Regions from separate parts of the Homo sapiens genome. Here region 2 is linked to region 1. A link is a contact called in ENCODE Hi-C or POLR2A ChIA-PET data. All regions are on one chromosome and are shown on one strand. The core of a region is the stretch at or near the end of the contact, and the rest is flanking DNA. Distances in the headings are between cores, read along the strand shown. Region 1 overlaps MAD1L1 (mitotic arrest deficient 1 like 1). Region 2 overlaps MAD1L1 (mitotic arrest deficient 1 like 1).

The links. A loop is a pair of places that touch in the nucleus more often than their neighbours do. ChIA-PET counts read pairs that join two places held with the same protein, here RNA polymerase II (POLR2A). Pooled maps may share reads with other maps.
Region 2: a loop to region 1 is called in a map of dorsolateral prefrontal cortex, with 5 times the contacts of the local background. The contact joins two enhancer-like sites. A Hi-C loop is called at or near these places in 5 of 168 maps with a recorded cell type or tissue (CD8-positive, alpha-beta T cell, body of pancreas, breast epithelium and 2 more) and 1 of 50 pooled maps. POLR2A ChIA-PET finds 5 or more read pairs at or near these places in 1 of 52 experiments (AG04450).

The regions. Positions count from the first base shown.
Region 1 is chr7:1,999,926-2,003,201 of GRCh38, reverse strand. MAD1L1 (mitotic arrest deficient 1 like 1) reads left to right here. Exons shown (of 19, transcript NM_001013836.2): 14 at 1,081-1,137. Among named protein-coding and RNA genes, the nearest start is that of SNORA114, 87 kb to the left of the region's middle. RefSeq lists an enhancer at 626-1,614. Within about 2 kb of position 1,626, at least 2 of the 41 ENCODE cell types and tissues checked have a DNase peak (open chromatin) inside an H3K27ac peak, as active enhancers do.
Region 2 is chr7:2,048,154-2,051,429 of GRCh38, reverse strand. All of the region lies in intron 12 of MAD1L1 (mitotic arrest deficient 1 like 1), which reads left to right. Among named protein-coding and RNA genes, the nearest start is that of SNORA114, 39 kb to the left of the region's middle. RefSeq lists an enhancer at 1,361-1,964. Within about 2 kb of position 1,594, at least 2 of the 41 ENCODE cell types and tissues checked have a DNase peak (open chromatin) inside an H3K27ac peak, as active enhancers do.

The DNA.
Region 1 (3,276 bases), core at 377-2,876:
GCCGCTGGGCCAGGCATCTGCCTGCCTCTCGATTTCTCCCTCACCCTCAGGCCTGCTGGGCCTCCACCCCGCAGATCCCACACCCCACCACAGCCACCTGCCTCACTCCTGGGCTGGCCCTCCATCTCCTTCCCGGACTTTCCTGTGTGCTGTGGCCTGGGGGGGTCTCACAAGGCCCCCTGCCTCGCCCTTCCTCCCAGGTTCTAGGACAGAGCCGCAATGTGTTTAGGTGGTGGGGGCAGTGGGGAGCCAAGCGGGGTCGTGGGAAGGAGTCAGGAAGGGGCAGAGGGAGAGGATGTGGGGGAAGGTAGGAACCGCAGGGGCAGAGGCCCAGGGCGGGGGTCTCCGAGGTCCTGAGCCCCATGCACCGTGCAGGTCATGGGTGCAGGGTCACTGTCCCCAGCAGGGAGCTGGACTGCTGACATCCTGGCCCCACAACCAGACCCAGCCTTGCTGCTCCATGAGGCCTGTTAGGAGGAGGCGGCTGGCTTTTCATTGCTGGCTTTTCTACCCTTAGTGTGGGGTCAAGCCTGGTGCCCTTTGGGGAGTGTGTCGGGGCAGGAGACCCTTCCTGCCTGGGTCGGGGTCCTGCTTGGGGGTGGCCGTGGTGGAGGAGATGCTCTGAGGTGGGGCCTCTGCCTGGAAGGTCACCTGATTCTGTTCTTTAAGCACGAGCCTGCCAGGGAGAGTGAATTGATTTCCTCTGACTGAAAGTCCCATGCTGAACCTTTCCCTCCGTCTCTCCCCAGTTCCACAGTCCCTCTTGGGCCCACCCCTGTCCACCCCATTCACAGTCAGTTTCCTGAGGCAGGTTTTAGGAATGGACCTTGGTTCTGTGAAGCCTCCCGCAGCCCACTCGGTCTTCGTCTCCATCAGTTGTCTCCATCACTGGGCTCTCGGCCTCGCGGGGCAGCCACACTGGCCCCTGCCCACCCTCTGGCTGCCCACTTCCCAGCTCCTGGGTCCCGTTGCTCCCCAGAGAGTGGAGGCTGCGGGGTGGTGGGGGTTGTGTTCCCTGCAGTCCTAGAAATGGGGCCTGGCCCACCACAGTCTCAGGCCGAATCCTGTCTTGTCTTGCAGGCTCAGCTGTCGCAGGCCCTGGAGGAGCTGGGAGGCCAGAAACAAAGAGCAGACATGGTGAGTCAGACGCGGGAGTGGCTGGGATTCAGGGCACCTGGACCCTGGGTCTGGGCAGGGACGCCTGTCCCCATAAGCCTTTAGGCTGCAGGCGCCAGTGCATGGCTGCCTCTTCTGTCGTCGGAAGCTGCGTTGAGCGGGGAAGGGTGTGTGAGGAGCCTGAGTCCCATCTCTACTAGTGACAGGTGGCATGCGCCGGCGGGGAGCACAGCCCCTCGGGCCCCACCACCGTGTTTGTGGCAGGGGGCCAGTGACATGTTTGCCGCATGAGGCCACGGTGTCGGGGCAAAGCAGGTGTGAGAGCCTACGAGGGGTCTGTCCAGCAGCGAACTGGACATCAGTGCTGTGGCTTCATGGACCCCTGTCCCGACCACACAGGACCCGAGTCCCCAGTGGGACAGTGCCTCAGCCGGGGCTTGGGCGCCACTCAGCATGGGTCCTGACCAGGAGAGGGACGTCTCTAGTGAGTGCTTATCTGCCCTCTGTGAATGCAGCAGGCGTGCTTTTAAGCTGTTTTCTCCTCAGCCCACATGGGCCCCACTCTCCTGGCTGCCTCCGAGCCTGGGTGGGGGGCCCGCAGTGTGGGCCCGTGGGGGACCAGGCAGGCTCTCCTGGTTTCTGGACCTCCAGTGTCAAAAGCTTCCCACTGTTTTAGGGAACAAATGGGCTTTGCTTTTGAAGCGTTTTGGCCTAAACAAAGTGTAGGTTCCCTCCATGCTGCCCTGGCCTTGGCCATGTCTGTGAAGGACAAGGACGGCCCTGGGGCATGCGTGCGTGCGTGTGTCTGCATGTTCTGCCCTGGGCCATGCGTCAGGCTGGCCTGGGTCACAGGCAGAGCTGCTGTCGGCGTTGTACGGACCCCAGGGCCTGCAGCCCAGGTCGAGGCTCCCGTCGGGCATCCTTGCTTGCCAGCTCGTGACTGTGAGCCGGTGTCCTGGCTCTCAGGGCCTCAGGGCCTTCCTCTCCACCCGGCAGGGGTGTGCTGAGGGTTCATTGCTTGACAGGCTCTGGGGCTGGCAGCACAGCCTGTGGCGGTTGTGGGTGCGGCCATGGTTACAGGCCCTTCTCATGGGACAGGGTTGGATGGGGTTGGAAATCACCGTCTTGAGAGGTACGGGCACCAGGGCCTAGGCTGGGAATGGGCGAGGGCTGTCTGCAGACCCTGGAAGAAGCTGCCCAGCGGCGCAGAGAGGCAACAGCAGGGCACCGCGCGGGTCTGGGCAGAGCTGGCATCTGCAGGACCAAGGCCAGGTGGGCTGGCAACAGCTGTCCTGAGCCTCTGGAATGGTCGCTGTTCACTCAGCAGCTGCTTAAGGACATTCTTCTTGGTGCTGGGGACGCGGCAGCCAGCAACACAGGCTCCTGCCCTCCTGGAGGCACACTGTTGCCAAGTGAGTAGTCAGTGGCCCATAGGAGAGTGAAAGACAGAACTTCCGGTGGTGGCGAATGGAGGAGCCGCATTCTCCCGGGGCCGCTCTGCAGAGCGTCCTGAGCCAAGCCTGGGGGACCCGACTGTTGGTGGTGGAAATGGTGGGGCAGGCAGGTCCCGGACCCAACAGTGAGGTTAGGGGTGACAGAAGCGGGGTCCGCGGTGGTTGGTAGTCCAACCTTGTGGGCCCTGTGTGGTCACGGCAGGGCTGTGGTTTCATGGGTGGAGGAGGTGGTGACACAACCTGGTGTCCATTCGTAAAGGATGCCTGGCTGCTCTGTGCAGGGCCGCAATGGGTGGGAAGTGGCAGGCCGGGGTGGGAGACGCAGGTGCCCTGGGCTAGGACTGCAATGGCGTGCGGAGGCGTGGTCCGAGTCCGCTGCGTTGAAGGGAGATGCAGGTGAGGTAGAGAGCGTGAGGGCTGGGAATCAAGGACGGCTTCGGCATTCCGCCCCGGGTGGGCTCATGGTATGGGGTGGGGAGATTGAGGGTGAAGTGTGGGAGTCTCACGCCTGCCACACGTTGGATGCACAGGGCTGGAGGCTTTGAGTCGGTGCCCTGGGGTCAGAGGTGCCCATCTGCTCTGCATGGTGTTTCTGTTGTTGGGAATGAGTAGGTAGCAGAGAAGTCAGAACTGGAGGCTCAAGCCTCTTTGGGGCATTCCAGCATCCTGGCATCTAGTCTTGGGGAGCAGCCATGAGTTGGGGTAC
Region 2 (3,276 bases), core at 345-2,844, 48 kb before region 1:
CCAGGAGCCCCTTCTGTCCTGTAGGCCAAGGCTCCACAGCACCACGTGGGTTATGGACGAGAAACCTGGAGTGTCCTGCTAGGAGAGAGGCTGTGGAATTCCCAGTCCCCCTCAGCTTTGGAGGTTTATACCAGAGAGACCGAGGCTTAGAGAGGAGCCCAGGGAGGCTCCTCCAGTGCCCAGGCCAGGCATCATCCAGCTGGCACAGGTGGCTTTAGCCCAGCCTCGGGGGGACACAAGCAGGGCCTGCAGGGTGTCTGGGAAGGGCTGGAGGGACCAGGCCCGGAACCTTGTCCTGCCTACCCAGGCTTTGGCCTGACATTGTCCTTGTTTGTGCTTTAAAATCCCCTATCCTGTTTGGTAGAGAAACATGCTCTCTTTAAACTCAGTTTCGAAGAAATCCAAATCTTTGAATAACCTTGATCTTGAAAGGAAAGGAAGTTAGCTGCAGGTGAAAATTGATGGTCATGCTCAAAGGCATGGTTCCCTGCCAAGGAAGCCTCTTGAGTCTTTCTACTAAAAATAGCTGCAGCATCCTGGTGGTGGTGTCTGAACCCTCTCTAGGCCCCTCCTGGAGACATTCAGAGATGTTAAAGGTGACAGCCAGCCTCACCTGGCCGTTCCGCACAGGTGTGTTTGCTCCTGGCCTGTGAGGCACAGGTGGGTGGGCCTGCTGAGGACTGAGCCGCCCTCGGGGGTACTGGGCTGCTCCCTCCGCAGCCTCTGCCCCTTCAGTTGTCCTTGGTGTCACGGCACACCCAAGAGCCTTGTAAGTTCCCTGCACCACAGTCTGGGTGGGTGCCTGGGTCCCTGTGTCCATGGTCCTGGGAGAGGTCCCTGGCCTCAGTCAGAAGGTGTGAAGTGTCTGGACTTTCTCCAGGCCGGTGATAGGCCACTGTTGGCTTGTGGTCTCCATGGTTCTGTGGGTGCTTCAACGGAGCTGCCAGAAAGGTCAAGCCACAGCCTGACACCAGCCAGAGTGGAGGCGGCCCAGGAACCCCCTGGCTCACCACCCTCAGCCTGGTGCTTCCGTCTGCCCGTGTGGGTGTGGACATGGGTCTGAGGCACTGGCTAGGGGATTCCCTGCTTCCAGCAGGCGCGTGAGGTTCCATCCTGGTCTCTGGTTTCTGGTCTGGCCTCATACCTGGCTTAGCTCTCGTAGGAGTGCAACAGGTGGAAGGGGCGGTGATGCCCGCAGATGCTGGGTGAGGTGCCCCGTGAACGTGTGGTCTGGTGCCCGCAGACGCTGGGTGAGGTGCCCCGTGAACGTGTGGTCTGGTGCCCGCAGACGCTGGGTGAGGTGCCCCATGAACGTGTGGTCTGGTGCCCGCAGACGCTGGGTGAGGTGCCCCGTGAACGTGTGGTCTGGTGCCCGCAGACGCTGGGTGAGGTGCCCCGTGAACGTGTGGTCTGGTGTCCGCAGACGCTGGGTGAGGTGCCCTGTGAACGTGTGGTCTGGTGCCCGCAGACGTTGGGTGAGGTTCCTTGTGAACGTGTGGTCTGGTGTCCGCAGATGTTGGGTGAGGTGCCCTGTGAACGTGTGGTCTGGTGCCTGCAGACGTTGGGTGAGGTGCCCTGTGAACGTGTGGTCTGGTGCCCGCAGATGGTGCCAGCAGATGTTGGATGAGGTGCCCTGTGAACCTGTGGTCTGGTGCCTGCAGACATTGGATGAGGTGCCCTGGGAATTACAGTGCTCGATAGTCCTCCTGGACACTGGTGCTGATGAAGCGAGTCTGGCCACCCACGCCAGGCAGTGCCCAGTGCCCCTTGGGTGGCTCCTGCCCTCCAGCAAGACATGGGGATGCTGCTGGACCCAGGTGTCTGTGAGGTCCAGGCACAGATCTTGCTTCTGCAGGAGGCCCCTGGGCGGACTAGGTGAGTCCTTCCTCCTACCGCCTCTTTGAAAATCTGTGTGTGTTTAAACTAAATTTCTTGAGTGCCATCAGAAGGCCCGTGAGCTGGTGAGCTGCCCCCGAGCCTTTTGCCACCCATGGTGGGCATGAGCCACCTACTGAGTCGGCTCCGAGTCAGCAGAGGCCATGGAGTGGGGGCCCCCACTGTGCAGGGAGAGGGTCTGACCCTGGGCGGGGCACCGGGAAGGGAGGTGGAGGCCTGAGGCCAGCCCTGCTGGAATTCCTCTCTTCTAGGGGGAGGAAGCCTAGGAGCTGGAATCAGAAAACCTGTTAGAACCTGAGCTCTGTCACTCTCTCACTTGTGCCTGGCGCCAGCTCCCTTTCCCTCTCTTTGCCTTTGCTTCCTCTCTGGAAGAATGAAGCATGCACGCCTCACCCCATCTGCACGGGGAGCCGATTCACAGATTACATGAGGGAATGCTTTGAAAATATTTTTAAATTGTAATGTTCAAATATATGTGTGAGGTAGTTCATCATCAACTCACTCAACAAACATATGGTTAGTTCTATTCTAAGGTGATGTGTGTTCCTAAAAGTCACCCTGCTACACAAAATCACATTAAAAATAAGATGGGACCCTGATGAAAATGGCAGCATGGTTGACGCGGTCAGTGGCTGGACACAGGCAAGTGTGACAATCGGCACAGCTCTTCGCCTCGAGAAGGCCTGGCGCTGGCTTGGGGAAGTGGGAGTGGTGGCTTGTGAGTCACTGTGGAGTGGGGAGAGCACCTGAAGCTGGAGGGGTGTGGCACAGGGGGCTCAGCCAGGCTCGGGAGGCTCCCATCACAGCTCCGTTCAGCTGAGTGCGGTTTTCTGCATTCGTCTTGGAGGAGGTTCTTCACAGAGGGGCGGAGGGGGACTTTTTGGCCATCACTCAACATCCTATGGGACAGCCCCTTCCTGGCTGACCCACCTGCCTGCCCTGTGCCAGGCCTTATGCAGTGTGGTTGATGCTTATTACCATTCATCAAATTTATTTCCTGACAAATCCTATGTTAAATACCTGGCATGGGACCTGCAGTGAGTGGGCATTCGATGTATAGCGGTCACTGCTGGCATTCGTCAGAGTAACTTCTCATTTCATTAACATCCCTCTAATCATCTCACTTAAAACTCACTTGGAGAATTCTGAGCTCAGATTTGGAAATCCCGTGTTTGTGCAACAGGAATTTGTCGTTGGATGAGATGAAGGAACTTGCCTGGGTGAACAGGCAGGATTCGCAGCCCAGGTAGCTGCTCATTCTCCGAGTCCCTCTACACCTACCCCGCTGCCCGACTAGGGTGCTGGAGCATGGTGTCTGAGAGCACGCGTGTGCGTCAGTGTGCACATGCGTGCACCCGGGTGTTCATGAACACACCCGTG